Regions from separate parts of the Mus musculus genome. Here region 2 is linked to region 1. The links are chromatin loops, found by intact Hi-C in ENCODE. Cell type or tissue: left cerebral cortex. All regions are shown on one strand. Each heading gives the region's core, and the rest is flanking DNA. Links, peaks and the distances in the headings are about the cores only. Region 1 overlaps Nid1 (nidogen 1). Region 2 overlaps Lyst (lysosomal trafficking regulator).

Evidence for each region. Peaks named below come from ENCODE experiments on the same cell type or tissue, not always from the same donor. Only the 100,000 strongest peaks of a DNase experiment are listed, where the experiment ranks them.
Region 2: it touches region 1 in a loop (2.2-fold over the local background); 2 of 42 quality-filtered maps call a loop at or near these places.

Annotation. Positions count from the first base shown.
Region 1 is chr13:13,506,580-13,523,218 of GRCm38, forward strand. Nid1 (nidogen 1) reads left to right here. Exons shown (of 20, transcript NM_010917.2): 17 at 1,031-1,188; 18 at 2,139-2,262; 19 at 2,854-2,966; 20 at 3,367-5,696. The coding sequence ends at 3,488. Among named protein-coding and RNA genes, the nearest start is that of Lyst, 76 kb to the right of the region's middle. In left cerebral cortex, for the core only: a CTCF peak has its summit at 10,471 (motif pointing right); DNase peaks (open chromatin) are centred at 10,044 and 10,466; H3K4me3 peaks cover 224 bases.
Region 2 is chr13:13,666,291-13,682,929 of GRCm38, forward strand. Lyst (lysosomal trafficking regulator) reads left to right here. Exons shown (of 53, transcript NM_010748.2): 19 at 3,550-3,699; 20 at 4,513-4,650; 21 at 6,966-7,164; 22 at 8,040-8,171; 23 at 11,359-11,974; 24 at 12,673-12,850; 25 at 13,783-13,952; 26 at 15,002-15,232. Among named protein-coding and RNA genes, the nearest start is that of Gm30836, 83 kb to the left of the region's middle. In left cerebral cortex, for the core only: no CTCF peak of the experiment used is centred there; no DNase peak of the experiment used is centred there.

The sequences.
Region 1 (16,639 bases), core at 7,415-12,414:
TGGATGATCTTTGGTGAGGTTCTAATGCCAGCCTTGCTCTCCTGAGCCGTTTCATTCATGCAAGATAAAACAGAGTCTACCAGCCGATGAGATGCTGGCACACTCAGCACAGTGCTGACACCTTGCCATGTTCCAGTTTCACAATTCTGTCAAGAAACTTTGTAGGGTGACAGCTCAGAAGTTGAGTAATCTCTAGATAGATGGAATGTGAACTAACACTTCAATTGCATGAATGCTGTAGAGTGTTGGGTTGGCCTAACCACGCCCCCAGCACTCCTTGTTGGAGCAGCTGTGGCTTGAGCATCATGGGGGGATTCTTCGGCCTATTGCAGCTTTCTCTCTTTTCATCGTATGGCAAGCTCTCAGTCTTACATCCCAGGCCCCAGCTCCTAGAGACCATTTCCTTAGAGACAGTATCCCTTGTGTTGAGGCCATTCCACTACCTCGTGCACAGCAGACATCTCTACCACTCTCTGCTGGTGTTTGAATCTTGCTTTAGGCAAATCACATTGCTCCACTGTCGCCTCCCGAATAGGTTTATCACCCAGGCAATTACTGTTAGTGACGTCCAGCCCACAGTTTATGTGTCTGTATGTGTATTTGGTAACAGACCTGTGTATCATTCCTCAGTCATTGTCCACCATGTTTTGAGCAGGATGCCTCACTAGCCTGTACCTCCCCCAAGTAGTGCAGGCTATCTAGCCAGAGAGACCCAGAGATCCCCATCTCCTTCCCAGCACTGGGATCACAGCCCTCAGTCCCCACTCTCAGAGTTTTGTTTTGTTTTGTTTTGTTTTGAACACAGTGCTGGGAATTGAACCCAGGCCCTCACTTTGCCCATTGAGTTTTTTCAAGGTACTACAAAGGAACTATTAAAGGATACCTGTTAGTTACAGATAGCCCAATTTGAGCGAAGAGCCAAGTAACCCTAAAATCCACCCTAGTACCTCAGGATCTCACTTAGCTGATGATCACCTTTACAGCGTTCTCAAGATCTTGCTTCTTCTTTCTACTTGGATATCTCTTTCAGGAACCTTTATTGGACAGATTGGAACAGAGACAATCCCAAAATTGAGACTTCTCACATGGATGGCACCAACCGGAGGATTCTCGCACAGGACAACCTGGGCTTGCCCAATGGTCTGACCTTTGATGCATTCTCATCTCAGCTTTGCTGGGTGGATGCAGGTAACATGGAGCCTGAGATCATCCACACATAGCTCTTCACTGTCTTATTCTTCTTGCTCTAGAGTTGGCAAATCTCACCCACTGCCTCTTTCTGTCTGGCAAATAAGCTCAGAACAAAATTTACATTGTTAAATGTTACCATTTTAAGTGTTATAAATACCTGGTGGTATCATGCTTGCTTTTGCCTTTTGGCCTGCAGAACCTGAAATAATTGCTATATGGCTCAATAAAAAATGGTTGACTCCTATTTTGGTGGGAGGTTACTGAGAATTGCATATATGCTATATTTTCAGAGGTAATAGTGCATTCTGAATAGAGTCCCTGATGTGGCCCTGCTTCAGCTCTGCAGGTTGTCCCTCAGGCTTGAGATGAGATGGGGAGAAAGACCAAGAAGGGCCATCCTTCATCTCTCTCTATGAAAGTCTATAACTGAGTACCTTCTCTGCCCCACAACTAAGTAGGACAAAGAGTAGGGTGTGAAAGCTTACATGTGTATAGAAGCCTGTGATAGCATCCATGCTGGAATTAGTGGCAGGCTAGTCCCATGCTGATCAGTCCGAGTTCTTCAGTGCCCCAACTTTGGGGAGAAAGGTTCTAAAGAGACTTAGAAGGGAGGGACTTAAACAAAAGCCAGAAGATGGCAGGGCCTCTCCTGAGACAAAGGAATGGGAAGGCCAGCACAGGCTGCCATTTCTCTGTCCTGGGCTCCCCTCTCCTCAGTTAGGGCCAGGTGTGGGTGCCAGAACTCAGGTGGGTGTAGGCTGATGAAAGGGAAAAGACAGAAAACAGAGACAGAACGCCAATGCTGAAGAGCCCGCCCTCTGTGTTCTCCAGGACATGCCATTGAAACACTGAATTCCCCCCATCCTTGTCTTTTAGACTCTTGTTTTCTGACACAAAGGACCCATTTCTTGCGTGAACAATGACCAACTTGTATTTGCTTCACACAGGCACCCATAGGGCAGAATGCCTGAACCCAGCTCAGCCCGGCAGACGCAAAGTTCTCGAAGGGCTCCAGTATCCTTTCGCTGTGACTAGCTATGGGAAGAATTTGTACTACACAGACTGGAAGACGTATGTAGGCTGCCGTCATGCTGGCTGGGCCAAACTATGCCCTTCCCTTTGTCTCTATGGAGGTCTTTGCCTCTTGTCTTTTCTCCTGACTGTTGACCCTCCAGTGATCCCCCTTTGTCCTGGCTGTCAGATATGGAGGAGGGTAGAGGAAGAGGGCTGTCTAATCTTAGAGGGAACAGAGGAGCCATTTATCATACCCAAACCTGGGCCTTCCTGAGCTACCTGGGGTCACATGGCTGGAGGTCTCTTTGATTATGTCATACCTCTACATCAATGTAGTTTTTAAACTGCAATATTTTCACAGCTGTTTCTGGATCAGACCGTCCTCAAATGGAGGGTCACACCAAGGAAGTAGCTGGCTAAGAGAGGCTATATGTCACCTGGAATTTAGAGCAGAGGGGAGAGTTAGATTGTTTTGGCCCTTTTTTAAAAAAGCCAGTGAACTACTGGCTTGACCCAGCCTAGGGGGAGGGAGAAACAGATCCACAGAGAGCAAGACCACCATGTCTTTTCCAAGCCACAGAAGAGGCTGCCTGACCCCATGGAGAACATCAGATGCATGTGCACTCCCTGTGCTTTTGTGCTTTGCAGGAATTCAGTGATTGCCATGGACCTTGCTATATCCAAAGAGATGGATACCTTCCACCCACACAAGCAGACCCGGCTATATGGCATCACCATCGCCCTGTCCCAGTGTCCCCAAGGTAACATCCATGCTGCTGAATGGAGGTCAACACTCAGAGTCTCTAAGAGAATCAGGGTGGCCTAAGTACATCCATGGGCCTGCTTCCTATAGGTATCTCAGCCTGGATATCCCTTCCTGAAGGATTCTTGGATTTTCCCACCTCAAGGAACTTAATCTAGAACCTCCTTATAGACATACCCAGAGGTGTATTTCTGTTGTGATTCTACCAACTTGATAATCAAGATTATCACACACCTCCAAGTCAGGAATACATGTACTTGCCTGTCTTATTTATGATAAAGAAACAAACAGCAGCTCAACTTGGCTCCTTGAGCCCACAAGGAGGTAAATGGGGAGCCTGCTGTAGGTACCAAGTCAGTCAGAGGTAAGACTATGATGCTGATTTCCATCTTTTCCAGGCCACAATTACTGCTCAGTGAATAATGGTGGATGTACCCACCTCTGCTTGCCCACTCCAGGGAGCAGGACCTGCCGATGTCCTGACAACACCCTGGGAGTTGACTGCATTGAACGGAAATGATGTCAAGAATTCCTTGTTCCCTCTCCAAGTATTTCATAGTAACACTCTACTTGAAGTGACTTGATCCAGACTGAAAAGTGTCCTGCAGTGGAATGACCACCAGGCCCAGATCTAGCCTAGCCTGAGCTCTCACAACCTCTCCTTAACCTTCCCTAGAACAATTACCTTTAGCTCAGTAATGGGAAAATCTCTACCCTAACATGAGGGCAGGACACACACACACACACACACACCCTTTGATCTCAGTCTTTAGACAAGTTTATAAAGTTCTGGATAAAAAGCCAAGGGTAGTGGTACATGCCTGCAACCCTAGCACTTGGGAGGCAGAGGCAGGAGAATCAGGAGTTCAAGGCCAATTATCTTGTCTGTATAGCAGGGTTTAGAAATAACCCGAGTTACGTGAGTCCCTTCCAAAAAAAAAATCAGGATAAAAATTATGTGTCCATTCTAGAGCCATAGGACTTCTTCCTAATTCTAGACTCTCCCATGGTAAGCAGAGCCTTAGCGACCTAAGGAGGCTACTTCTTGGTGGCATTACAAACTCAGATATTACCCAGTTTCTCAACATACCACCCAGATCCAGCTTAGGCAAGGTCATACTTTTTCTCTTGGTTATGCTCCCATCTAACTACTCTCCTGTTGTATACCTTCATTCTGCCCAAGACTGCTTTCAGTGCCTTCTCTGCCATATGATCAAAACCCAACCATATTCCAGGGATTCATGGTATTTGGTAGATGGTAAAAAGCAACCCCTCCCAAATTACAAAGTCCTGGCATTTCAGCAGTGGCCATTGATAATCACATAGGTAAGTCAAGGAAAAGTCCTGAGAGAGGGATTTGAAGTCAAGATGTTTGAAGATAGGAGATTATTATCTTGATGTGTCTTGAATTGTAGCAAATTCTTCTTCTTTGCCAAAGTACCTGTATTAGTTTCTGGTCTATGACGTCATGGGAATCTTCAGCCCACTCCTGGTACCAGTTTTCAAGTCTTCTCATGGAGAGTCATCTGGAGCTCAGGTTGGGGTAGGACTTTGACAAAGTAGTGTCCAGTCATAGTCCCTCACCTTTAGAATTGTGTCTCTGTTTCTCCCTCTCTCTGTGGCCCTTTCTGACTAGATCCTCATCTGAAGACACAATCTAGGAAGATCTAGTTGGGCATTTCTAGTAGTGGTTCGGATCCTTATTTGATCATCAGTATAGTTTGAGGGACTGTTGCTGCCTTCCATGTTTCTGTCTGTGATTTGTTTCAAAAATATCCGCTGGCCAGATGCATAGCTACTCTCCTGTCTGTTTTGAGGTGTCTGTGTTATTGATTCCATTCTAGGGACAACAGTATAAACTTAGTAATCATTTGTTCTTTTCTTTTTAAAAAACAAAACAACCCTTGTCCCCTCTCTCTTCCTTCTATCTACTATTATCTATCACCTATCTCTCTACTTATCTGTCATCTATCTCTATCTATCTCCTGTTTTCCACTGCTTCCTAGACACTCAAAGGATTAATAATTTTGGATTGGAAGTCAAGCATCAGAAGTTCGGTTTGCATGGTGTAAGGTGAGGGCACAGACAAGACTCAGGCAGAACTATTACAAGTGGTGGATAAGGATGGAGAACAGGGATGGAAAATCCCAGAAGAAACAGCAGTGGAGAGGCTTAAAGGCAGCTAAAACTAAAAGCCTTAAACAACTTCAGAGAAAAGTGGCACATTTGCCAAAAGAATGTTTATCCTTGAAGACATAAAAGAACTTGGCCTGATGTTTTTCTTGGGGAACAGAGCCCCCTACCTCCTTTTCTTCTACTTTCACTGTACTCAGCCCCCAACCCTATCTCCTACCTCCACCTCGACCTGCTTACATTGGACTGGGAATCTAAATTGGGAGGGAGTCTTTACTTAAATAATTGGAATTTAAATCACAAAGTTTAGGGAACGTGTGACTCTTTCATGCACCCTCATAAAGTACCCCTAGTTTTTTTTGTCATGTTCCTCATGATATATATCTTTTATAACTTTTATTCATTTTTACTAGATTCCTTCTAAAATGTTTTACATGGTAAATTGTTAAGCTGTGGAAACCACTGAAGGTGCTTATTAATGGTTCTCCAGATGTATACAAGTATTGGATGATTCCTCAAGTTTACAGCTGTACAAATATTAGTGCAGAAAAAAAATAATTAAAATACAACTGTTAAAAATAAAATCTTATTTTGATGTGTTTTTGCTGTTTTGTTCCACAACGGGGTGTTGCAGTGTTGATGCCCAGACTTGACCTCAGACTCTCAATCCTCCTGCCTCAGCTTCTTGGGAACTGGGATCAAAAGCATATGCTACCATAGCATAATGTTGGAGCTAGTTCATGGTGGAAAAACAGAGACTTAATGGTTGACAAAACCTAGGGGACATTACCTAAGACAAAACCTAAGGCTTTACCTAAGACGCTGTTCATTAGCCACACAGTTCACAGAAGAGAATGGCTTTAAAATTAATTATATCCCAGACCCTTTATTTTTTTTAACACAAGAACTCATATAGCATACTAGCCTCAGATTCTCAGTGTATCTAAGAATGGCTTTGAACTTCTGATCTTTCTGTCTCTATCTCCTTGAGTATTTGGGAGCACTCAAGTACTACCCCAGGCCCAGTTTAGGCAGGGCTGGGGATCGAATCAACCACCAGGGTTTCTTGAATGCTAGGCAAACAATCTACCAAAACAGCTATTTCCTAAGTCTCCACTATTTTCCTTATTTTAGTCTCCACTATTTCCTTACTTTATTTCCTGCCCCAGTGTGGAGATAAGCTGCCACACCCTTCTTCTCTCCAGAAAGAGGAAGGACACTTCCTGACCGGTACAGGGCATGGGACCTGATCTGTTTCCATTTCACCAATGGGAGGTGCTACTACCCAGAGTCCCCATAATGGGAGGTGAATGGTCTCTGAGTTGGACTGAGGAAGGGGCCCAGGTAGGACTAAGGTTCTCAGAGCTCAGTGCTACAGAGCAAGGAATCTATACTTGAGATGTCCCTGTGACACTATGTCCTCAGTACTAATAACGAGTACCTATCTGCCTGCCTGTGAATGTTGTTTGTAGGAGATACCCTGTACAAGAACTAAAATTCAGTGTTTTATTCTGGCCATCGTTCAGTGTTCTATCCAGAGGGCATATAGGAAGATGCTAGAAAGAGAATCTCCAAGACCTATCCCTCCATCAGAATCAGCAGCTGTCTTGGGCCCTTATACAATATCCACCTATTCTAATGAACAATACTTGAAACACCCAGGAGAGAGTGCGGAAGAGGCTAGTCAGTTGCAGTTAATTTCAACCTTAGTCAAGCGTACCATTTCCAAACAGCTTAAACCATGGCAGGAAGATCTTGGGGCAGTAACATATATTCATGGTCTGGTTTACTGGACTCATCACGGGAAAATGATGGATGGAGAACTCTGCTCTCCAAACATCTGATATATTCTAACACAATTTGGCTATGCTTTTTAAAAGAAAAAATTTTAGTAATCCTTTAAGACGTTCATAGGCGAATGCAACATATTTTGCTCATGTTTACTTCTCATTTCCCCTGCAACTCCTCCCAGATCCACTCCCATGCTATCCCAACTTCCTGTCCTCTCCTTTTTTGTTGTTTTAAAATTACCCATCAAGTCCAATTCGTACCGCTTTTATATTCTTGGGTATAGGTACAACCACTGGGACAAGATTGATCTACTGGGCCCACACCCTTAAGGAAAAATTACCTTTCCCCCAGAACCGCCAATAGCTTCTCACATCAGTCAGGGCTTGGGTTTATAGGCCCTGCCCTACCCTGTGCTGAAAGACTGACTGGCTTGGTTCCATGAAAACATCAAAAGAAGCAAAAACTAGATGTGCATCAAAGCAAGCCATCAAGAGAACAGAAGGCGACCTACAGGAAGGAAAAATGCATTAGTCTTTTTGTTTGTTTTTGTGTTTTTATTTTTTGTTTTTAATTTAATTTTATTTTTACGCTCCATATTTCATCCCCCCCCATCCACTCTCCGTCTGCTCCACATCCCACACCTCCTCCCCCCTCCACCCGTCTCCACGTGGATGCCCACACCCCCCTACCCCACTTGACCTCTAAACTCCCTGGGGCCTCCAGTCTCTTGAGGGTTAGGTGCATCATCTCTGAATGAACACAGACCCAGAAGTCCTCTATTGTATGTGTGTTGGGAGCCTCATATCAGCTGGTGTATGCTGTCTGTTTGGTGGTCCAATGTTTAAGAGATATCGGGGGTCCGGATGAATTGAGACTGCTGGTCCTACAGGATGGCCTTTCTCCTCAGCTTCGGGTCAGCTGCTTCTGTCTATTGGTTGGGTGCAAATATCTGCATCTGACTCTTTCAGCTGCTTGTTGGGTCTTTGGGAGGGCAGTGATGATAGGTCCTTTTTGTGAGGTCTCTATAACCTCAGTAATAGTGTCAGGCCTTGGGACCTCCCCTTGAGCTGGATCACACTTTGGGCCTGTTGCTGGACCTTCTTTTCCTCAGGCTCCTCTCCATTTCCATCCCTGTAATTCTTTCAGACAAGGAACATAAAGATCTTTTGCAGCTCAACAACCAAGAGAACAAAGTTCAAAGATGAATGGTGGATCTGAATAAGTATTCCAGTAATGAAGATATACCATTGGTCAATAAGCACATGGAAAGATGCTCAAGGCTTGGGATGCTGCTCAGAGGTACAGCGATTGCTTAGCACGCACGAGACCCTGGGTGTGACCCCAGCTCAGAAAGAAATGTCCTTATCATTAGTCATTAAAGTAATGCAAATTAATCCCAAAACTTGACGCCATCTCATATCCAGAAGGCTATTTTTAAAAAGGGAACTGCCAAGAAAGATATGGGGAAATGAAGTCTTTGTACATTGCTGGCAGGAATATAACATGGTATAGGTCCCATGGGAGACAAAATCCGGGACTGACCACACGATCCAGCCATCCATCCCACTTCAAGCTGTGTCCAAAGAGCTGAAAGGAGGGCTGGAACAGACACGAGCAAACAAATCTTCCTTGTTGCATTCTTCATGGAGGCTGAAAAGTGGAAATGACTCACAGGTCTGCCAACATATGAGACATGTTATCTGCAGATACTGCACATACATACAGCCTGGCTGTGAAAACAAATGGAAGTTCTGCTACATGCAACAGCATGGGCAAACCTCCAGGACATTGTGCGGTGACAAACAGACCAGTGGCTAAGGGACAGGTATTAGATCATTCCACTTACTTGAGGAACTTAGAATAGGCAAATTAAAACAAAACAAAACTGGAAGTAGATTTTAAGTCACCAGAAGGTAGAGGGAGGAAGAATGGAATTATTAATAATTAGAGTCTTCGAGGTGATAAAAAGCTTTAGGAAATAGGTTGGGGAGGGCTGCATCATTTTTAAAATGTAGTTAATGACACTGAAGTATGCACTTAAAATAGCTACAAGGGAAACTTTTGAATTATATATTCTCTTTTGTTTAATTACTTTGTTAAGAGCTCATCGTGTAGCTCAGGCTAGCCTCAAACTCACAATTTTTCTGCCTCATCTCCCAGTTCTGGGATTAAGGCCTGTGCCATGGCACCAGTTCTGTAGTACATACATGTATACAATATGTATACATGTTTATATATTACATAACAATATTTTACTATAATTTAAAAATTGTCATGTACAGCCTTATGAGCTTTGCATATTTATTATATTATATTTATATTGCAATAAAGTTGTTTTGTTTTACTGCAAAGCCAAATTTCCTAGTTACCTAAAAAGGGCAAAATACTGGTCTGGGCATTGTCGCAGCTGACTAGTCCTATGAAGACTATGAGGCTTTCCTTAGGATCCTGTCAGGAAGGGACTTTGCAGATGACCTGTCACTCTTTTCTTTCTCCCCACCCACCCCCTCTCTCTTGTGAGACAGGGTTTCTCTGTGTAACCCTGGCTGTTCTGGAACTTAATTTGTAGACCAGACTGGCCTTGCTTCTGCCTCCCAAGTGCTGGGATTAAAAGCGTGCACAAACTTTTATTATTATTTACATTATATTGTTATATTATATTATTATTTATTATACTAATAATATATTTATTTTAAATTTATGTGCATTGGTGTTCTGCCTGCATGTATGTGAAGGTGCCAGATCTCATGGACTTGAAGCTGCAGACAGCTGTGAGCTACCATGTGGGAACAGGGAACTGAACCAGGGTCCTCTGGAAGAACAGCTAGTGCTCCTAAATGCTGAGCTACCTCTGCAACCCCAACAGGCCGGCTCCCCCGACTCCCAACCCCCATGGCCAGCTTATTTTAAAAACATGGATTCTGGGGATCGAACTCTGGTCTTCTTGTTTTGTTTGGTGTGGGGGATGTAAGCTTGACTAGCTAGCATGTGTGTGGAGCCCTGGGTTTGACCCTTAGCTCTTAGCTCCGAATCCTGTAATCCAAGCACTTCGGAGGTGGAGGCAGAAGGATCAGAAGTTCAAGGCCATCCTTGGCTACACAGTGAGTTCAAGGTCAGCCTGGGCTTTGTGCGATCCTGGCGCTGGGGATCCAACCACAGTTTCGTGAATGCTAGGTAACTAACTACCAACGGAGCTACAGCCCCATCCGTGCGATTTTTAGAGGCTTCTCGAACAAACCCATCTGAAGATCACAGTTCTGAAGGGGAGGTTAAGGATCCTTTAGTAGCAAAACTATCTCTGTTCATTTCCTCTTTCACCAGGGTGTGGAGCTCAAAGGCCACAGCCAAAATCTTAGAGGAGTTTAGCAAGAAAGAGGGACATCTACAAAGTGATCCTTGTTAAGATGGCACAGAAATTAAGACATGGAAGTGCCAGAAAGCTCGAGAACTTTGAGAATGGCTTCTTGGACACTTGCCTCTCAAGAGGGGCACCGATGAGCATAGAGAGCATTCAGCCTGTTTTCAGCCTAGCTAGCCTCTCAGTTGAAATCTCGCTGGTTTGCCAACGCAGTTCCAAATGTGACCACAAGAGGTCAGAGCCGCTCAATGCACGAAGCATCACAAGATGACCTTAACTCATGCTGGTCACCTCCCAAAGGCCGACCTGTAAAACATAAAGGTGGAGTTAGTTATTCTGAAACTGCTCCATGCCTCACAGTGGGGGTTAAACTCTGGAAGAAGTTTAAAAGGGATAAACTTTTATCAAAAGTGGCCACTCCCGTGGGAAGTCACCTTTAACAGTGAACAAGAATTTGAATGAAGCTTGCTAGAAATAAAATGGCTTGGCCCGGACGAGTATGAGACCTTCGGAGACTGGCACTAGAAACACACGTTAGCATCTTATAAATACAACATGTTCTTCAAAGTAGTGAAACTGGGTCAACAAAGCCAGAAAGAAAAATAGGCTGTAAGTCTCAAGTGTCACTTGAGAGCACACTCAGGTGTCACCAGTTGTATACTAGGAATTGAACCTGAGTCCTTGTGCATGCTCGGCAAACACTCTACCACTGAACTCCATTCCTAGCCCAGACTGCCGGTGTTCTTAGTATTAGGTAGGACCATCATTTGATGGTGACAGTGCAGAGGGCCTTTTGTGATGATTCTTCAGCTCGTAGAAACCTCTAACCTTCTGGTTGCTTTGACTGAACCAAATGAAGTTATTTTTTGTTTTTTGTTGAGACTGAAAGATCCTGACAGAATGTAAAAGGTCACAGAAGCCCATTGGCAAGATAGATGTCAGTGTTAGCAGAACTAGCTTCACTGATTTAGAAAAATAGAGGTGCACAATGCTCTGGCCACTCCTTGAATCTGTGTGTCTGCCAATGTTTTGACCATTCCTTGACTCATGTGTGTGCCCACTGATGAAGCCCATTGCCAGGTGTTTGTGATATTGGTGGCTGAGAAAGAGTCAGAAAATCTCCCCAGCAACCACAGCCCGGCCAATCCTGAGTTGCTGCACCTGCACCAGACTCTTTCCTTGTACCCCTCCCATACCCATTTCTTGAGAATAGACATTGTTTAGTTCTGGAATCCCCTACTCCCCCCACTTCTCCTTTCTTCCCGAGGGCCTATAAAAACTGGGACCTCTTTCCCCTCGAGGTCGACTCCTCTACCCCAGCGTGGGATATGAGTTGTCCCCAGAGCTCTGGCTTTCCCCAATAAAGCCTCATGTGGTTTGCAACAAGCTCGGTCTATCGTGAGTTCTTGGATGTCTGCTATTGTCCTGAGGCCTGAGCGAGGGGCTCCTCTGGGAGTCTTTCAAGACCATTGGTTCCCTTCTGACTGTTTCCTCTTTTGTGGTCAATATGATGGTAGCCTCCAGCTGGAGGACAGTCTTGGGGCAAAGTACTGCATTGCATCGAGGACACTGTGTGTGTGTGTGTTTGAGCCTACCCAAGCCAGAGATTGATGGAGCACTTCATAGTTTGTCTTTACAAGTCTACATGAATTTTGTGTTCAAGTCCAATAGTAACTGATTAATTACGTTAGTTTATTTGACTAGGCTCTCCTGCAGCCCATCCCTCCTGGATCTCTGTGTGGCTGAGGATGACCCTGACCTCCAGGCCCTCCTGCTTTCTCCTCCCACGTGCTGGGGTGCTGGGGGCAACCAACAGAACAGTTTTATAATAAATGTAAAATACCACATATTTTTCAACAATAAATTTAAAATGTTTATGCATTTGTGTGTGTGTGTGTGTGTGTCTGTCTGTCTGTCTGTCTGTCTATATACACAGTACTCACAGAGGCCAGAAGAGGGCATAAAATCCCCTAGAACTGGAATTAGGTGATTGTGAACCTACCAATATGGGTGCTGGGAACTGGCCTCTCATCCTCTGGAAGCTCTTTTAACCACAGAGTCATCATCCCTACTCATAAAATGCCATTTTAACCCCTTAACATTTGCCTTGGGTTGAATTGTAGCCTGCCAAAAAGATAGGCATGGCTTTAACCCCAATACTTCACAATGTGATATTTAGAAATAAGGTCTTTTCAGATATAGTCAAATGAAGATGAGATCATGGGATAGGCCTTAACCCAACTGGACCAGGGTCTTTGTTAAAAGAAGAAAGTGGACTCAAAGATAGTACACACAGAAAATTTCTTAAGAGAGGAAGACAGAGATAGGGTGATATAAATAAGAGGTATGGAGACCCAGAGATACCTGCAGCCTAACACATAAGTCCCCTCACAGCCTCCAAAGCCACCCTGCAGCATCTTGACCTTGAACGCTGATATCAAAAACCAGGGAAATACTCTTCTGTTGTTTAAGATGCCCAGCTGTGGCTTTTTGTTTCAGCACCTTCAGCTGACTAATACACTAACAAAAACACTGAACCTTAAGGGGGATAGACCAACTTCATCCACTGTTGCCGACTGCCACCTCAGTTGATGCCCATCTCTATAGAACACAGCTGGTGTGTATAGATGCTTGAGAGGTTGGCGAGAATATGTACCTGAAAGCACTTTACCAATTCTCAAAGGATGATGGGATAGTCAGCTGTTGCTAAGAGGAGGAAGGTGGGGCTGAGAGCGAACTCGGTTGGTAAAGTGCTTGCCACTCAAGCCTAAAGACCTGAGTTTGATTCCCAGATATCACATAAAAGAGCCAGCAGGAACCAGGCAGCGGTGGTGCACTCCTTTAATCCCAGCACTACATAGGCCAAAGCAGGCAGATCTCTGTGAGTTTGAGGCCAGCCTGGTCTGTAGAGTGAACAGCCAGGGCTACACAGAGAAACTGTCTCAATAAAACCAAATAACAAAACCAAAAAGTGCCCATAATTATATAATCATAGGCAGAGATAGGCTGACCAACCAACTCAGCCAAGCCTTATTGGCAAGTTCAAGGCCAATCAGAAACCTTGCCTCAGAGAACCTAAAGTTGACCATTTGATCCTGCCTGCAATACACCCCCCCCACACACAGCCTACACACACACACCCACACACACCCACACACCCCCACACACCCACACACACACCCTACACACATGGAAGGGACTGGGGACTGAGGATACCATTTAAGTCAGGAAAACAACTGACTTAGAATTCTGCCAGGGGCCTTCCCTGCCACCTCTGTAACTGCTCCAAGTAAACAGGGTCCAAGTGCAGGGTGCTCCAGCTATAGTTCATGAAGATGAATTTAGAAGAAGCTATATCCTGTTGAAGGTGGATATTGATCACTGAAGCCCAAGCTACTTGGACACCATGTATCCAGTGGAAAGACAACAAACAGAGATGCTCAGAAAACAAGAGCTCCACTTGGGAGGCAGATTTCTGAGTTCGAGGCCAGCCTGGTCTACAGAGTGAGTTCCAGGACAGCCAGGGCTACACAGAGAAACCCTGTCTCGAAAAAGCAAAACCAAAACCAAAACCAAACAAACAAACAAAACACACACACACAAAAGAGAAAACAAGAGCTCTAATGGGTATTTAAATGGGAACTTATTCCTAGGAGAAAAGAGATTTGGGCCAAGATTTTGCTCAATAGAAAAATGCTAGAAGTGGGTTTAGAGCACCAACCTGGGAAAGCCACAGTAGCAAGTATAACGGAAATTTGTTAACCGCTCTGTGCTCCCAATGGGTCACATGTGTGCACCTGCTCAAGAGCTATCCAGATTTGCAAATGAAACACACACACACGCACACACACACACACACACACACACACACACACACGCCAGTTAATTTTAACATGCCTTGACTGTTAATGGCTGGGCATTTCTAATCCTTCTCGCTGCTAGCAAACACTCTCCTCTGGTACTTCTGAGTTAATATCTTTTAAAATCTAGATTTCATCTTTGCTACCCCAAACACAATTGGGGAAGTGGCATGTGTGGCCACTTTCCCTGATTCTCACATGTTGGTGGGCCTTTAGGTCTTATCTTCCCTTTTCCCCGTCCTGGTGATCTGTGCGTCCTCTCTCCTAGTTCTCTCCTTTGAAAATCTAAAGATCCTGCCTCAGTATGCCTGTCCAGCTATTGGCCATTGATCAATCAAAAACCAACTGGAGACAAGGACCTTCAGTGTTTGAAAAACGCAGATTTCTGATTTTGGGGGCTGGGCTAATTCAAAGCATTAGAACCAATCCCCAACAAGCAAGTCTGTCAAGAAGATTGTGAACACAGCTGGCCTTGACCATCACTTTCAGAGGTGTGCAGGAAGCTCAGACTGAAAGCTGGCTTTCTAGTTGGTCCCATTATTATACCAAGAATGGGCTCCACCATCCCTACTCTAAGAGGTAGAGTATGCTTGGAGGTGCTATTTGTAGAAATAACCACAAACAACACAATCTGACAAGATAAGTGCCGGAATGCAGCGGCACTGGGGTGTCTATGGTACTTATGGTGTGAGAAAGAACAATATGCAAGCTCATGAAATGTCAATCTCATGGTGTGAGTCCCCAAATACAAATCTGTAAATATTGATTTTAAGAAAAATGTGTGGAGAGAAAAAAGGATCATTGGAAATTGTGTGTGTGCATTCATAAGTGGGCAGAGTACTCTTGCGCGCGCTCGACTGGCCAGGAAGAACGACGCTGCAACAGGATCCTTCTGCATACGTTTATTGGGAGAGCTTGATTGTAGAGGCGAAAAGACCCTGAGCCCAGAACTGGTGCTGCTTACATAGGCCTAGGAGAGGCGTGTCTCACATCTGATTGGTTAACTTGTCTTGGCAAAAGAACCTTCACTGCCTATGTATGTGTGGTGGCCAGCAGTAGCCAACTGCCACTCTGCAACTGCCACTCTGCAACGGCTTCCCACATCTCCTCCTTTTTGTTTTAATAAAATGAGGCTGGTCTAGGCCTGTGCAATTATGTCCATCCGCCGTGGCTCCTGTTTTAGGTCGTTCCTCTAATGTCACAGCCTTTCCCGTCATAGGGTAACCCTATCGCCACTGGGCCCCGTGTCTTAGGTTGGTCTGTGCATGAGGAAAGTTGCCCGTCTTTGGATACCGCAGTACTGTGTGACAGTAACTGCTAAATGACCTAGGGCAAACTTATGGCCCACAAAGGTATACTTATCCCCGTCTCAATCATCAGGAGCAGGATCATCTCCGGATTCATCTTGATCTTTCACGAACCCAAAGTGGATTTTCTTCACCCGGTACCACCGTTCCTCAGCTGAAGAGTTCTGAATCCACGCAGTCGGATCCTTCTCAGCAGTCTGTTTTGCAGGAATACTTCATTACCACCGTTCCCCAGCTGAAGAGTTCTGAATCCACGCTGGATCCTTCTCAGAACTCTGTTTTACGGGAACCTTTATTAACCACTCCTTCCCCGTGATGCAGTTCTGAATCCTCCCTGTAGCAGGGGGTCTTCGCTCATGCCTGAAGATGTTTCTTTTCCTGGGTTTTCGGCACCACTTCTTGCGAGCGCTCAACTGGCCAGGAAGAACGACGCTGCAACAGGATCCTTCTGCACACGTTTATTGGGAGAGCTTGATTGTAGAGGCGAAAAGACCCTGAGCCCAGAACTGGTGCTGCTTACATAGGCCTAGGAGAGGTGTGTCTCACATCTGATTGGTTAACTTGTCTTGGCAAAAGAACCTTCACTGCCTATGTATGTGTGGTGGCCAGCAGTAGCCAACTGCCACTCTGCAACTGCCACTCTGCAACGGCTTCCCACAGAGTACATGTATATGTCAGAGGCTAACATTGGGTATCTTCCTCAATCACTTCTCCACTTTAGTCCATGTTCAATGCCAAGTCTATCATTGAACCTGTCATTGATTTGTCCAGTCTGGCTTGTCAGATGGACGGGTTTGCCTATGTCCACCCTGCCTAGCACTGTGGCTACAGAAACTCGGTGCCATGCTCAGCTTTTTAGATGGGCACTAGGCTTGCAAAGCAAATACCTTACAGACCCAGCCATCTCCTTCTACCCTAGAAGGGTAGTAACTCTTGAGCAGTTACCACATTCTGGCCCTAATCTTCATTTTGCTCACACAGCATCTGAGCCCAGTGTCACCTATGAAGGTGAAATGTTACTGGTGGGCTGGGATTCCAGACTGTGTTTGTCTGACAGTTTCTACTTGGTTGTAGAACAATAATTCCCCATTCCCCAGGTCAGCTATAGCTTAGATGATTTCACTTGTATAAACAGCGTCCTTAAAAAGAAGTTTGAACACGAACAGGAGGTGGATTCATCTTTAGTGATACTGGGGAATGACCAAGACACAGAGACAAATGA
Region 2 (16,639 bases), core at 6,378-11,377, 160 kb after region 1:
TGTAGGTCAGTGGCTGGCACTTCCTTCTTTAAAAGCAATTGGGACATCAAGGGGAGACTGACAAGCACAGCCATATTTTTTCTGTTTCCTATTTCACTTAGTTGAATTTGTGAACTTCCTTAAATCTTCTTTCCCGAGACAGTTACAGAACTAAGATGTCAACATTGGTCTGAAGACTGATTCTTGGTAATTACTCCTCCAACAACCTTGGAGATGGCTTATGTTAAGAAACAGATGTCTTTATCACAATTGCTCTGTAGTAAAGCTTTAGGTCAGGCATGGTGATTCCACCTTTTTAATATTTTCTTATTAAAAATAAATTCTCTTCTCATACAGCATATCCCAATCATAGTTTTTCCTCCTTCTACTCTTCCCTGTTCCTCCTCATCCTCTCTCCAGATCCACTCCTTTCCTGTCTCTCCTAAGGGGTGGGGGAACAGGTTCCTAAGAGATAACAACCAAACATGACAAAGTAAAATATAAGATAAAGCAAAAAACTATCATTGAAGTTGCACATGGCAACACAAAAGGAGGACAATAGTCTCCGAAGCAAGCACAAGAGACAGAGACATACTCATTCTCCCAGTTAGGAGTCCCATAGAAGTACTAGAGTCATAGCTAGAATATGTACACAGAGGAAATGGTGCAGACCCAGGTAGGCCCTCTGATTGCTGCTTCAGTCTCTGTGAGCTTATATGCACTTTATTTGGCTGATTTAAAAGGCCTTATTCTCCTGGTATCCTCCATCCCCTCTGGCTCTTAACTCTTTCCACCTCTTCCTCAGGAGATTTCTGCATCCCCTCTGCTCCTGTCTCTTCCTCTTTACCTAGCATCTCTGAGTTTATGGGTTATAGTTTGGTTATCATTTACTTTATGACTAACATCCCCTTATAAATGAAAATATACCATATTTATCTTTCTTGGTCTGATTTACCTCACTCAGAATGATTTTTTTTTTCTAATTCTATTTGCCTGCAGATTTTAGGATATAATTTTTTTGACAACTGAATAATACTCCATTGTGTAAATTTCTTTATCCATTCTCCTCTTAAGAGCCATCTAGATTGTTTCCAGTTTTTTGCTATTGTGAATAAAGCCAAGGTGAACATAGTTGAGCAAGTGTGTTTGTGGTAGGATGAAGTATCCTTTGGGTATATGCCTAAGAGTGGTATAGTTGGGTCTTGAGGGAAATTGATTTACAACTGTCTAAGTAACTGCCATTTTGATTTCAATATTTTTTGCACTCCCACCAGTGATGGAGGAGTGTTTCTCTTGCTCCACATCCTCACCAGCATGAACTGTTGCTTGTGATATTCTGACAGGTATAAGATGGAATCTCAAAGTAATTTGGATTTACTTTTTATTGATGGCTAAGGATGGTGAACATTTCTTTAAGTGTATTTCAGCCATTTAAGATTCCTCTATTGAGAATTCTCTGTTTAGATCGTTTCCCCATTTTTAATTAAATTCTTTGTTATTTTGCTATCATGATTCTTATATATATTGGATATGGAGTTACTATAAAATCTTTTCCCAATCTATAGGCTGATGCTTTTTCCGAATGATGTGTCCTTTGCCATACAGAAGCTTTTCAGGTTCACATTGTCCCACTTTTTGTTGATCTTAGTGGCTGCACTATTGATGTTCTGCTCAGGAAGTAGTTCCCTGTTCTATTGTGTTGGAGGGTATTTCCCACTTTCACTTCCATCAGGTTTAGTGTATCTGGTTTTATGTTAAGGTCTTTGATCTACTTGGCCTTGAGTTTTGTGCAGGGTCATAAATATGGATCTATTTGTGTTTGTCTACATGCAGATATCTAGTTAGACCAGCATCATTTGTTGAAGATGCTTTTTCCTTGTGTGTATTTCTGAATTCTTTATCAGCAATCAGATGCCCTTACGTGTGTGGATTATGCCTGCATCTTCAGTTCAGTTCCGAAGACCAGCATGCCTATTTTTCTGCCAGTGCCATGTAGATTTTTTAAGACTATTGCTCTATAGTAGAACTTGAGATTGGGACTAGGACACCCAGTACTTCTTTTATTGCACAGGAGTGTTTTAGCTCTTCCTGGGCTTTTTGTTTTTCCATATGAAGTTGAGAATTGTCCTTTCAAGGTTTGTGAAAAACTGTATTGGAAATTTGATGGCAATTATATTGAATCTGAATTGCTTTTGGTAGGATGGCCCTTTTTACTTTGCCAATCCTACCAACCCATGAGCATGAGAGATCTTTTCATCTTCTGATATCTTCTTCAGTTTCTTTCTGCAGAGACTTGAAGATTTTATCATATAGATCTTTTATGATTGTTTACACTTGGTTACACTTACTCCAAGATATTTTATATTATTTGAGGATATTGTGAAAGGTGTTGACTTCTTTCTCAGTCCACTTGTTATTTGTATAGGAGGGCTGCTAATAAAAATTTTTTTCAGATTAATCTTGTATCCAGCCATTTTGCTGGAAGTGTTTACCAGCTGTAGGAGTTTCCTGGTAGAATTTTTGGGGTCACTTATATATATTATCATATCATCTGCAATTAATAGTACTTTAACTTTTTTCTTTCCAACTTGTATCCCCTGATCTCCTTCAGTTGTCTTACTGCTCTAGTTAAACTTTTAAGTACTGGACAGATATGGAGAAAGTGGACACCTTTATCTTACCACTGACTTCAGTGGAATTGCTTTGAGTTTCTTTCCATTTAATTTGATGTTGCTATCAGCTTCCTGTATATTGCCTTTATTATATTTTAGGTATGTCCCTTCTATCTCTGATCTCTCCAGGACTTTTATTATGAAAGATTAGGGAAGTGAGAGCGTTGATGTTGAGAGTTATCAATCACCAGTGATTGTTGATTTCTGTTATTTTGTTGTTGTTAGTGGTGGTGGTGGTGGTGGTGGTGGTGACAGTGGTAGAGAAGGTGGTGGTGATAGTGGTGGTGGTGGTGACAGTGGTGGAGAAGGTGGTGGTGGTGGTGGTGGTGATGACAGTGGTGGTGAAGGTGGTGGTGGTGGTGGTGGTGGTGGTGGTGATGACAGTGGTGAAGGAGGTGGTGGTGGTGACAGTGGTGAAGGAGGTGGTGGTGGTGACAGTGGTGAAGGAGGTGGTGGTGGTGACAGTGGTGACAGTGGTGGAGAAGGTGGTGGTGGTGGTGGTGGTTAGATGTAATTGTAGTAGGCCTTACATTCTTTCCTTCCCATCTTCTTTGAGCGACAAGAAGGATAAATCAATAGCTAGAAGGTTGCTTAGTATCCTTAACATGCATACCATAGGTTCCATCCCTAGCACTGCAAAAAAATAAAATCAAGATGAGTTGTAGGTATTTTATCCTGTGTTTGAAATAAAAAGTCATAAATGTTTGGAAATTTATGATTTGCAACTAAGTTGAATTGCTTTATAACACAGATATTTGGAGAAATGTTTAATTTTTCTAGTTTCTTTTTTTCAATTTGATGGTATGACTGCTGAGCTGAAAAGTTTGATAATTCTGGTAAACATATATTTAGTTAATCAGTCATTACTGAAATTTACACTAATGCTAATTTTCTGTAGACCCTTCTTGAAGGTTGCTGCGGTGAAGAAGTTATCCACGTCAGTGAGCATGGAGAGTTCAAGCTGGATGTTGAGTCTCATGCTATAATCCAAGATGTTAAGCTGCTGCAGGAACTGTTACTTGACTGGAAGATATGGAATAAGGCAGAGGTGTGTAATGCATACTTTTATTTCATCTGCATAGTGATGTACAGTACATGCAGCATTGGGTTTGCTTAACCTGATCATTTTAAGTACCTTATTTAGAAGCATTGCTTGCATTCCGATATTACATAGCCATCACCAACAACCACCTCCACAGTTTTCATATTATAAGGCAGAGCTCTGTACCCACCAGGCCTCTTTTCTTCTCCCCATCCTCACAACTGCCATGGTATTTTAGGGTCTGTGATTATATTAGTATAATGCCTCCTGGATTCATTCATGATGGTTTTTGCTCCTCTGAGGTTGAGGAATATTGTAGTGTGGGTGTATGCTGTGGTGTACTGGGCCTCTCGCCCTCCCCTCCCCAAAGGACATTTAAATATAATCATCTAAATAAGCATTTTTAAAGGACATGAGATAGGAAAGAGGTGAGGTACATCTAGAAGGAGTTAGCAGAGGAGTGTGAATATGATCAAAATACATTAGATGCATGCATGAAAGTATTAAATCATCAGTAAAAAATATTTCTAACAGTCGCTGATCATGCTGGAGGAAAGGATAATTTTGCTGCTTCAGTGTAATGCTAATGTTAAATGTAAATCCAGAAGTGTATGCTCTGTGTAAAGCTCTGAACTTCCTGAAGTAATGATGAGCTGAATGGAATAAATTTTAAGACTTACTTTCCCCTCCACACCAACAGACTCAAGCTTTGAAGTAGACCATGCACAGTGCGTTAAGTAGTTATGTTTCTAGGCTTCTAAGAGGCCCACAGTATGTTTCCATAACTGTGTGCTAATTGGTGCATGTTTATTTTCTCAGCAAGGTGTGTGGGAGACTCTGCTAGCAGCTTTGGAAGTCCTCATCCGGGTAGAGCACCACCAGCAGCAGTTTAATATTAAGCAGTTGCTGAACGCCCACGTGGTTCACCACTTCCTACTGACCTGTCAGGTTTTACAGGTACTTTTCCCGTAGCTTCTCTGCAGGGGCATCTTCTGCAGTAGCTTCTATTTAATAACCTACTGCTGTGCACATCAGAGTTTCACAGGTCAATGGGATTTTTTTCTGTCTTTTATCTTACTTACTCTGTAAGCATGTTTTCTTTCAGCTCTTGCCTCCTGATCTTTATTTACACTGTCATCTTCTCTGGCTCAAACTACAAAAGAACAGCTACTAAATTTCTGCATGTTTCTTTGTATTGGAATATAATAATTTTGTGGTTTCCTGAACATCAGCTGTTAGTGATCCTTAACTCACTCTATACTCTTTAAATAACAACTTACATATATGTATGCTTTTAATAAATAAAACTTAATCATAGTCTATTTTATATGTTAACTAGCAATATGGATATATACCTAAAATACTATATTAAAAAGTGACACTGACTCATGTACTATGTCTGTGCTGTGACCTGACTTTACAAATGCCCTTTCATCTGCCTGGTTGGTATATTGGACTATTTCCAAGGTTTTGTTTTTGTTTTTAGTGTTTGAAACATGTTGATCTTGTCAAGTGAGATAAGTCCAGACATACTGTGGGATCTTTACTATTTCGTGAGGCCAGTACTTTTGCTTCTATAGCCTGACACCTTTACTGTATTGGTGGGTTAAATTGTTGGGGCCTGCCAGCGGCTCACATGTCCGGGTTCGAGCCTGGAAGGCATCTTGGAATCTGGGAGAAAAGAGGGAGCCTAGGCGGGTTGAGAAATAATGGAACTGGTGATGATGTGCAGGATGGGGCATAGTCTCCTGAATAGCTCCGGGGCCTCTCAGCAGGTAGCAGTATCTTGAAGAGGAGCAGCAGCCAAGGCAGAACAATAGAGTGATCTAGGGAGGAAGGCTCCACCCTAGATAATTTCCTTAGTGGCAGCAAGGTCAAATTCTGGCTCAGCCTGCTTCAGGCTTCTGGGAAGCTACATTAAAATCTAAATACTATGACAATACCTCAAAGGGGTCTATGTGATCTGATGACTAAATTGTCTCAAAATTAACAGCTCCCCTTTATTATCCTCTGATTCAGCAGTACATAACAGTAAATGGAGTGGAGGGACAATTATGTGTCATATTTGGACATATGGAGACAGAAGACAAGGCAGTTTTATATTCTGTGCCCTTAATCAGGAGGTTAATTACTAGCCTCTGAGGAGATGGAGTTTAAGAACATAAACAAGTTATGACAGCCTCTATTTTTAGTAAGGCGTGACATCCTACTAAGTTCTATAATCCAAGCAGTTGAAAGCACAGCACAAAGAAACTGGGGGCCTGTGTTTGGTCATAGTTGTACAATTATTTGTTTCTTTGTGTGGTTCAAGCTAGTGAAATAACCATTTAAGCCTATATTCTGGAAGTGAAAGATAAGACCACTGTAATAACCACTGTGAGAAAGGACTTTGCAAGCTGGGCCACAGGATATTGCTGTAACTTGTGTGCTGCATTACAAGAGGTCCATGCAGATCTAGTAGCCATAGTGGATAATAGTACTAACAGTGATGCTAGTGTTAAAAGAACTAAGAGTTTTATGGCTTTATGCACTTTAAAAAATTTAGTTTCGAACATTCCTGATTTGGGGCTTTCATATCTATAAAGTCTGTACAAATATCCTCCAAATCCAAAAACCTGAAATCTAAAGCTCTTCTGGTCTACAGCGTTTTGAATTACAAGATGGCTTAGTGTCTGAGGTGCTGTTCTAAGAGTTTGTATCCTTGAAAAAAACTTTTTGTTGTTGTTTTACAAGATTGGGTTTCTCTGTGGTGTCATTGAATTTGTAAAATGAGCATACATACTAGTGTTAGCATATTCATATAGACAAAGAGACAGTATAGCAATGTTAATGTAAGTGTAGGGCCACATTGCACACTTGAATTCTGCAGTGTAACTTGGTTCAGTTAACTAAATTAAGAGGGCTAGAATTAAACTGCCATCACTTGTAATTAATTTATAATGGCAAAAATCACTGGGGTTGAAAAGTAGTACTTCAGATTAATGTTAAATATGGTTAGACTAGAGTAGTAAACCAACAATATTCTATCTTAAGAAGAATATCAGTGAGATGACTTGGCAGGTAGGGTGCTTGCCATATAGGCCTGATGACTCCGATCTCCAGAACTACATTAAAGCAGAAGAGAACCAACTCCACAAGGTGTCTTCTGACCTCTACATATGCACCTCCAACACTAATAATAGTGACTTTTAGAGGACTATCTTGTTTAAATAAAAAAAATATTAGCTGACAGTTCTTTAAATCTAAAGAGATTTTGGCTTTTATTTTTACAGGAACACAGAGAGGGGCAGCTTACATCTATGCCCCGAGAAGTTTGTAGATCATTTGTGAAAATCATTGCAGAAGTCCTTGGTTCTCCTCCAGACTTGGAATTATTGACAGTTATTTTCAATTTCCTGTTAGCTGTACACCCTCCTACTAATACTTATGTTTGTCACAATCCCACAAACTTCTACTTCTCTTTGCACATAGGTGAGTAAGATCATTGTTAGATTGTAGCCATTTCTACTCTAGTCTTTTTCCTGCCGATACATATTTGTTTTGATATTTACTGAATGGTCTCTCTGTGCTGGAAAAAGCCCTAATGTATGTTGGTGGATAAAAGGCAGTGAGTTACTAGATAGATCCAGAGAATAAACAGAAGGTGTGAATGAGAACAAAAAAGATAATGTAGTTGTATGTTGATGGTACATTTAAAAAGTCAAGATGGAAAATTTCAGTATGAACCTGAAAAGGATGATTAAACTGAAAGTATTACTTAGGATTCATATCATATACTGAAGAGAATTCATAAAAATATAAGACACAGATCGGAGAGATGGCTCAGTAGCTAAGAGCACTTGCTGCTCTTTCAGAGGGTCTAAGTTCAGACAGATTCCAGCACCTACCTACTACTGCCTATAACTCTAGCTCCAAGGGATCTGATACCTTCTTTTGACCTTTGCAGGTTCTAGGTATACATGTGAGAGCTAATATACATACGCATAAATTAAAATTTAAAAATTTAATATATAGGCATTCAAGGAATAAACAGGTAAAGAGTTTATTTTTGAGAGATCAGAATTACACAGTAAGGGGGAACTGTAAAATGTGAAACCACAGAAATAATTGTTAAGACAGTTGGAGTTCAAAGAATGTAGAAGTTAACAGTCACAAAATCCAAAGTGAGAAATTATAAAGGGAATACTTACATACTATATTTGATACTATGGAGCAGGCCTTATTTGTTTCTTTTTGAACATTTTTTTGTCAAAATTCATGTCTAATGATTTACTTTTAAAGGTTTTTGTTGTTGTTATTGTTTTACCCTAAAATTTTTGCTGTCTCAAAACCATTTTGAATTCCAGATGGCAAGATCTTTCAGGAGAAAGTGCAGTCACTCGCGTACCTGAGGCATTCTAGCAGCGGAGGGCAAGCCTTTCCCAGCCCTGGATTCCTGGTAATAAGCCCATCTGCCTTTACTGCAGCTCCTCCTGAAGGTAATCATAGCAAATATTAAACTTCCGCTCATATTATTTCAGTTATGAATATTCATGGATATTAGATTGTGCTTATTGTAGCAGTATAACATGACGGTATCTAGCCCAAAGTATGTTTAAAGAATCCAATTTTATCCGTCAAAACGAATTTGTGTATACACACACACACACACACACACACACACACACACACACACACACACACATTCAGTACATGAGAGTGAGAGGGGAATGTGGGAGAAGGGATTTTAGCCCTCCTTCTAGAAAGAAGATCCACTTGGAAGTTCTGGTAGCTAGAAGAGGAGGCAGTCATCCCTTTGGACCACTCTAAGAACCTCCTGTCTGTGGCTTCTCTGACACTGCCCCAGTTCCCTGGGCTGCTATGGTATTAGCCAGAAATGCAGCAGTTTCTTTGATGCTGTCTTCAGTATCTGAGCCTGTGGCTGTTGACTTGAAAAGCCTAACTGTGGTTCCCAGCCAGCCAGCTTCACTGCTTTAAATGCTTTTAATTGCTGTGTGAACAGAGATAATTCTCTTTTCTTTCTCCATAGAATGAGTATTTAAGTCTTTAAACTCATAGTAATTTCCTATTTTCTTAGTTATTCTTAATAGAGTACATAGTGTGTGTAGATTTCCTGGACATGAACTGGCCGGCCCTACGTGTTTCTCATACCAGCAGCTGTCCTCTTTATCGTCAGGACAGCCTTATCTTCTACTCTACTGTAAACATCTATTAAGTCTTGGAGGCAAAGTAGATCTACAGGAAATCGGGATAAGATGTATGGGTGTTAATCTCCAATTGTGTTTCTTTTCTTTTTTTTTAAAAAAAAGATTTTATTTATTCTTATATGTAAGTACACTGTAGCTGTCTTCAGACAGACCAGAAGAGGGCGTCAGATCTCACTATGGATGGTTGTGAGCCACCATGTGGTTGCTGAGATTTGAACTCAGTACCTTCAGAAGAACAGTCAGTGCTCTTACCTGCTGAGCCATCTCTCCAGACCCCCAGTTGTGTTTATTTTCTAAAGCATTTCAGTTATTCTGTCTGAATCTAATAGAAGAGAAAGTGGGAAAGAACCTGGAACACATTGGCACAGGGGAAATTTCCTGAACAGAACACCAATGGCTCAGGCTCTAAGATCAAGAATTGATACATGGGAGCTCATGAAGCTGAAAAGCTTCTGTAAGGCAAAGGACACTGCCATAGGACAAAACAGCAACCTACAGACTCAGCAAAACGTTACCAACACTACATCCAGTGGAGTTTGTTTTAATAGTCATTTATTATAATATTTAAGGCTATGTTTTAGTTAGTTCCATCTAGTATTTTATAGGAAATGTCTTTAAAAATTGTATCATTCTGAATTATTTTCAAATATAGTCATGCCCCATTTTTCTGGATTATTTGAACAATCTTTTAGTAACTTTAGCCTGCCAGCCCAAATCAAGAAATTACTAGGAAAGAGTTCCAAGCTGTGTATCTGTTTTATCGGCACAAAGCTTTACCTCTAAAATAGTCCTTTCAGAAGCTATTTACACTACATAGTTATAAAACGTGAACATGCACACAAGAACCTGAGAATCTCATTCAAACACTGGTTGCTGTGTACCTCTTTATTCCATCTTGTATTCTTGAAGAGCAGGTTTAGGCCAGAGCCTGAGAATATAAATTCTTAGCTATTGGCCCGGTGCTGCTGCTCCATTGCTGCTGGTTCACAGCCACATTTCGGGTAATTTGTCCTATGCTCATAAGGGATTTTTCTGGTCTCCTTAGCATAGTGTTGTCACCATTACATTGGAGAGCTATGAAGACGGGGGCTGATTATTTCTCCTTAGTAAGTAACTGCAGAAATAGAGGAGAAAGAACAGAAATAGTCTGAGGGCCGATTGTCGAATAATGTCAAGTGCCACCTTTTATTAAGCACCTGTTAGAGTCCAGGCACAATGTCACTTGTATCACACACGAGTTCTCTTCATCCTTAAAAACTCTCTGCAGAGTTGACATTTTTGAACTCTTATTGTACATTTTCAGAAACTACCACTTATATAGTAATTCAATGATTTACCTGTGACCTCTGAACTAGCAGAACCTTTATTTGAATTAGTCATGTCTTCTTGCAAAGCCTGAGCTCTTTTCACTTTGTCTTGTTTGTACCCTGTTTCTGGCTTAAGGAAATTAAATTGCACTCTAATTTACCTAATTTCTGAACCATTAATCCTAATGACTTCAAGCTGTACCATCAATACTTTATTAATGAAACAGGAAATGACATGTCTTTGAAAGCTTAATAAAATGTAGTTAAAAGAAAAATATTTTGGGCACATACCAATTTTAAGCATTTTTTGGCTAGGAAAATTATCATTTATAATTCTTGAGTAGTGCAAGGCAAGGTGGGCTGTGGCATGGTTGTGACTTTAGAAGAGAAGTGGTGCTGTTTAGTAGATTTTTTCTTAGTTTTTTATTATTTAAATGCATTTTATACATCAGACATATTAATAATATTGAGTATTTTGAGAATAATACATAAAAAATTTGTTCAGCTCTTATATTCATATCCTTTCGTACCCTAAAAATATCATTAATGAATATTTAACACTATCCATAACTGAGGATCCTATATCTAATGTTGAATACTAAATTGTTTCAAAACATACAAAATATTCTTTGGGAGTTAAGCATAGTAAAAGGGCATAAAATATTAAAAATGAATCATTATTTAGAAGCCCTTATATGACCCTTATATACCACCTGACATAACGAGAGAGTATTTAAAATGCATTACATATCTGTGTACGTTGTATAACAGTTTACTTAAAAAAGGTTATCAGTGTTTCTAGAAGAGAAATTATTTTATCAGTAACTATATTTAAATTTTTTCAAAATAGCAAAAACTCTTTGAAGTTAAACATTAAGAAAATGCTAATTTTAAGCACAGTGAGAAAAATGATCAATAATATTTCCATGATGTTTGTAGAACATGATTTTAATACTTTCAACTGTTGATATTCAACAAACAGAATAGTTATTTTAAGATATACTTCATTGTTATGTCTCCCTTTTCATTTCTGATTTTATTAATTTGGGTACTGTCTCTGTGCCCTCTGATTAGTTTGGTTAAGAGTTTATCTATCTTGTTGATTTGTTTAGTAGATTTTTAAGTACTATTTTTCTGTCTACATTTACTAGGAACCAGTTCTTCCAATATTGTTCCACAGCGGATGGCTGCTCAGATGGTTCGATCTAGAAGTCTACCAGCATTTCCTACTTATTTACCACTAATACGAGCACAAAAACTGGCTGCAAGTTTGGGTTTTAGTGTTGACAAGTTACAAAATATTGCAGATGCCAACCCAGAGAAACAGAATCTTTTAGGAAGACCCTACGCACTGAAAACAAGCAAAGAGGAAGCATTCATCAGCAGCTGTGAGTCTGCAAAGACTGTTTGTGAAATGGAGGCTCTTCTTGGAGCCCACGCCTCTGCCAATGGGGTTTCCAGAGGATCACCGAGGTTCCCCAGGGCCAGAGTAGATCACAAAGATGTGGGAACAGAGCCCAGATCAGATGATGACAGTCCTGGGGATGAGTCTTACCCACGTCGGCCTGACAACCTCAAGGGACTGGCCTCATTCCAGCGAAGCCAAAGCACTGTCGCAAGCCTTGGGCTGGCGTTTCCCTCTCAGAATGGATCTGCAGTTGCTAGCAGGTGGCCAAGTCTTGTTGATAGGAATGCTGATGACTGGGAGAACTTTACCTTTTCTCCTGCTTATGAGGCAAGCTACAACCGAGCCACAAGCACCCACAGGTACTCATGTTTTCTTGTCTCAGAATCCCTGCACTAGAAATGTCTTCATTATGCCACTTCTGATCATATTACAGTAATACCAAGTAATACCAACTGAGAGCCTGAATTGTTTTTTCTAAATATATTTTATTTGTTAATTCTTTGAGAATTTCTTACACCTCCAAACATCTCCAAGATACAGTTCTGTTCTCTATCTTTATCCACTCCCCACTTCATGTTCTCTCTCTGTTGTTTTTTTTTGAACAATCCACCATGTCCAATTTGTGCAGCATATATACTCATGAGTATGTTGCCATCCACTGGAGAGTGGTCACCCTACTATGGGCCACACATTTTTTAAAAAGCTGACCTTCCCTCAGAAGCCATTGGCTGTTCATAGATGCTCAGTTGGGGTGGAGAATCATAAGCTCCTCCTTCCTCCATGCTGGGCCGGTGCCTTCCCTTGGAGTTGTGCAGGACCTGGAGATTTCACTTCAGATAGTCTAAGTAGCATATGTGGTCACGAATACTGTATTATAGTATATTGTCTGTAGAAAAACCTCTGTCTTAAAAGGCAAGTTTGTTAATCATGTTTAAATTAGGAAACATTTTAAAACCTTCTGAGCATTTGTCTTGCCATGTCAATGCGGCTCCTAGGGTATTGTTCATGTGCCTTTCTTTTTGATGCTGTGTTAAGACTTTTCTGGTTTCTGTCACAGTGTCATTGAAGACTGTCTGATACCTATCTGCTGTGGATTATATGAACTCTTAAGTGGGGTTCTTCTTGTCCTGCCTGATGCTATGCTTGAAGATGTGATGGACAGGATTATTCAAGCAGATATTCTTCTAGTCCTTGTTAACCACCCATCACCTGCTATCCAGCAAGGAGTAATTAAAGTAAGGGCAGGAACTAATAAGTGACGTTTTCATCAGGAATATATGAGTATGTGTGTGATTTGTTTAGTATATGTTAAGACTTAAAGCTTATTTCATATTTAATAATAGTGAACTATTGGGCTTGGAGAGTTGGCTTAGTAGTTGAGAGCATTGGGCTGCTCTTATAGGAGACCGAGGTTCAACTCTCAGCACCTATATAGTGGCCCACAGTCATCTGCAGTTTCAGTTCTAGGGCATCTGATAGCCTTTCCTGGCCTCTGCAGGCACCAGAAACACAGTTTATACATGTAAATGCAGATAAGACATCCATATACATAAAATAAAAGTTAAAATAAAGTTATTTAAAGTAGCACTCAATAGTTTTGCTATTTCATACTGGCATTTTGTGTATTCAATTTAATCTTAAGTCTTTCTCATATATTGCTTTATATCAATTTACCAGTAAAGTCTATTTCACAAAAATTATAAGAATCATGTAGTTTATTGGAATTCTTTCCTGCGGTGTAGTATCAATTTTTGAACATTTCAGTCTCAGCTCAGTTATCTCCTTTTTAAAGAGGCCTCCCTGATTGCCATGTCAGATTACTTCCCTCTAGCCATACTCTTTATTTACGCATATATGTATATATTCATATATGTATATATTCATATATTGTCATCTCTAATGTAAACTTCAGCTATTTACAGTTGTCCATATGTTGTACATACTAAGTGTACTGACAAAGCAATGAATATTCAATGTGAATAGCTTCCTTTAGAATCACCAATAGCATAGAGGTGCTAGTTAATTTCTTTATGCAGGTAACATGGTTTTTAGCTTTCTCTGTATGTGTCTGTGTATGTGAGTGAAAGGTAATAGCTTACAAATATAAGAATTATATACAGTTTGAATTGTATATATTAAATGTTAACATCTAAATTTTTTTCTTTAGCTGTTACATGCATACATTAATAGAGCATCAAAGGAGCAAAAGGACAAGTTTCTGAAGAACCGTGGCTTTTCCTTATTAGCCAACCAGTTGTATCTTCATAGGGGAACTCAGGAGTTGTTGGAGTGCTTTGTTGAAATGTTCTTTGGTCGACCGATTGGCCTGGATGAAGAGTGAGTTCTCTACACCATAATTCAGATCCTTTGTCTTAAGTATAAAATTTAGTGACTATTTTGGGTCTCAGAAAAGGTCTGCTATAAATCATCTCCCAGAGAATTGATTTGTTATTTTACATTTGATGTTCTTTCTCTTATTACTTCTTCCTCTGTACTTTATTCACTATTTAGAAACTGGAAACTAATAACTGCAGTAGAAAATGAAAGTGACAGAGAAGATTTGACATGTAGTACTAACATGAGAAGCTACCTGAAAGAAAGGTGGCCCCTGTAATCTCAGTGATGCGGTATTTGTGACCCGTCCGAGACACCCTCGGTCCCTTAGAGCCTTCTCTTGGAATTCCTGAGTGTGTTGCTGATTCCTTAGATTTGACTTTGTAATAATTCTTAAGGACTAACAATATGTGCAAAGATAAAAGAAAAAGTTCACTGAAACTAACAGTTTGGCACAATTTTTTTTCTGTTTGATAGAGAAAAATATATACATCTTTGGTGTGGTAGAGCAATTCAGACCTTGGTGGACTTAAATTATTTACTGTGTTCACTTTATGTATGTGTGTGTATTGCTGGTGATCAATCAAATCCAGGCCCTTATGTGTGCGTGTCGCCACGAAATACTTAAACTGCTACACCACGGAGGCAGGTCGTTTTAGGTCAGGAGTGAGAGGTTTGTTCGTTTTTGATAGCTATTTTTACTAGTTCACTGTCACGAAGATAGTTTGTAAACTAATAATTTTTCTTTACACTTGTTATAGTCCCACACAGCAGGCATTTTTTGGACACAAGATTGCCAATGGATGCATTCAAATGAGTCCACTGAAGTTATGAAATTGTATATGTATGCACCTAAGTGTTTATGCATTTATCTTAGATTTTGTCTTATTGTAAACTGTAATCTTTTTGTAATTAAGAATTCTTTTTCTCAACACTGTTTCTTGATAATTTCAATATTAGATTTAAAGACCAGCTTGAGGTGTCAAGCATTTATTCCCAGTTTGTGATTGACACCTCCTCCCACGCTTGTCACTGTGTCTTATTTATTGTAGATTTGATCTGGAGGAAGTGAAGCACATGGAACTGTTCCAGAAGTGGTCTGTCATTCCCGTTCTCGGACTAATAGAGACCTCTCTCTATGACAATGTCCTCTTGCACAATGCTCTTTTACTTCTTCTGCAAGTTTTAAACTCTTGTTCCAAGGTAGCAGACATGCTACTGGACAATGGTCTACTCTATGTATTATGTAATACAGTAGCAGCCCTGAATGGATTAGAAAAGAAGTAAGTTTTAAACTGTTAATTAAAATTACATCTGATAAGATTGTTAGAAGGGGAAATAGTTAATAGGTTACCTTAAAGAGTTGGGGTTTATTTTGTAATGCTTTCAAATAATTTCTTTCCCACAGAATTAAATTAAGTTGGAGATGGCATTTTTTTTCATCACTTTGAATAATGTTTGACTAAGAATAGGATGTTCCTACGACCTGTTTTGGGGTACTTAGAACTGAAGACAGTAAGGCTACTCTCTGATGTTTATCAAGCTTCCACAGTTGTCTCTGAGGAAGCGATTAGATAGGGCTGCTCGCTGATCTATACGGAGCTCAGAAACAGCAGAGGGCTCTGTAGCAGCTCAGTGAACTCACTTGCTGATGCAACACTGCCTCCATGCGCAGTTTACAGCAATGGAGAATATAGTAGCACTGCTAATACAAATTAATCTCTAGTAGTCAAAAGTACACTGGCAAAGGGATAAGAGCTGCCACTCGAGTTAAGAGCTTTGAAAAATAATTAGATTTTGTATTTTTGGTGTCCACATCTGATGTATAGTTTAACAATTTTTATTAGTGTCCTATTAAAATGTGAATCTTAAGATGCACCATCATGTTGTATGCCAAAGCACTGAATGCTGTCAATATTTTTGTAGAGTTCAGAGCATATCAGTGATTGTCTGGGGCAAAGGCAGACTCCTTACACTCTCTAAGTTCAGCTTTAATTGGGCACTTATTGTTTGTAGGGTTCATGTGCTTATGTTTAATAAAACTAGAAACATGAGGTATTATGTTTCCTCAGGACATTTAGACTTGATTGCAGTGCAGTGCATAAAATTGGTAAAACTGGGAAGGTGCCTATAGGTTTGTTCTGAAAGCAGTTTCTCCTAAAACTAAGTTAGCCCGATTGACCCTGTGTGGGACTGTGTTAGTTGTCCCTGTGAAAGTTATATTTCTAACCCTTACTTATTTGAAAAAACTAAATATAAAGTATTTGGGCCTGGTGTCATAACCTGAGTAGATCATCAAGGTTAAGCTTGTGGGCAGAGTAATTGATTCATACTCATTATGTGTTCATAAGTGATTAATATATATTCAAGTTTATCCTTAATTTAACTTCAATATAAGTTCACGCTTATAATCTCTAAAATATCTTTCATTTATATAGCTGAGCTGCAGAGCCGTTAATGGATTCTTTCAGATTCACTGTCCCTTAGTATTGTTGCTATACCCTATCCTTCACCCTTCATGTAGACCAGGAACCTGTGTGAGTGTTCTCTGTGTATCTTGTGTTAATCTCTAGCTGTTGTTTATGTTGCTCTCTTAACCTGTATCTTTCTCTACAAGACTGTATTTTCAACAGAAGTCAATGTGCCTTACTTGCATTCCTAGTGGGCAGGGTATATTGCTTGCTGTATAG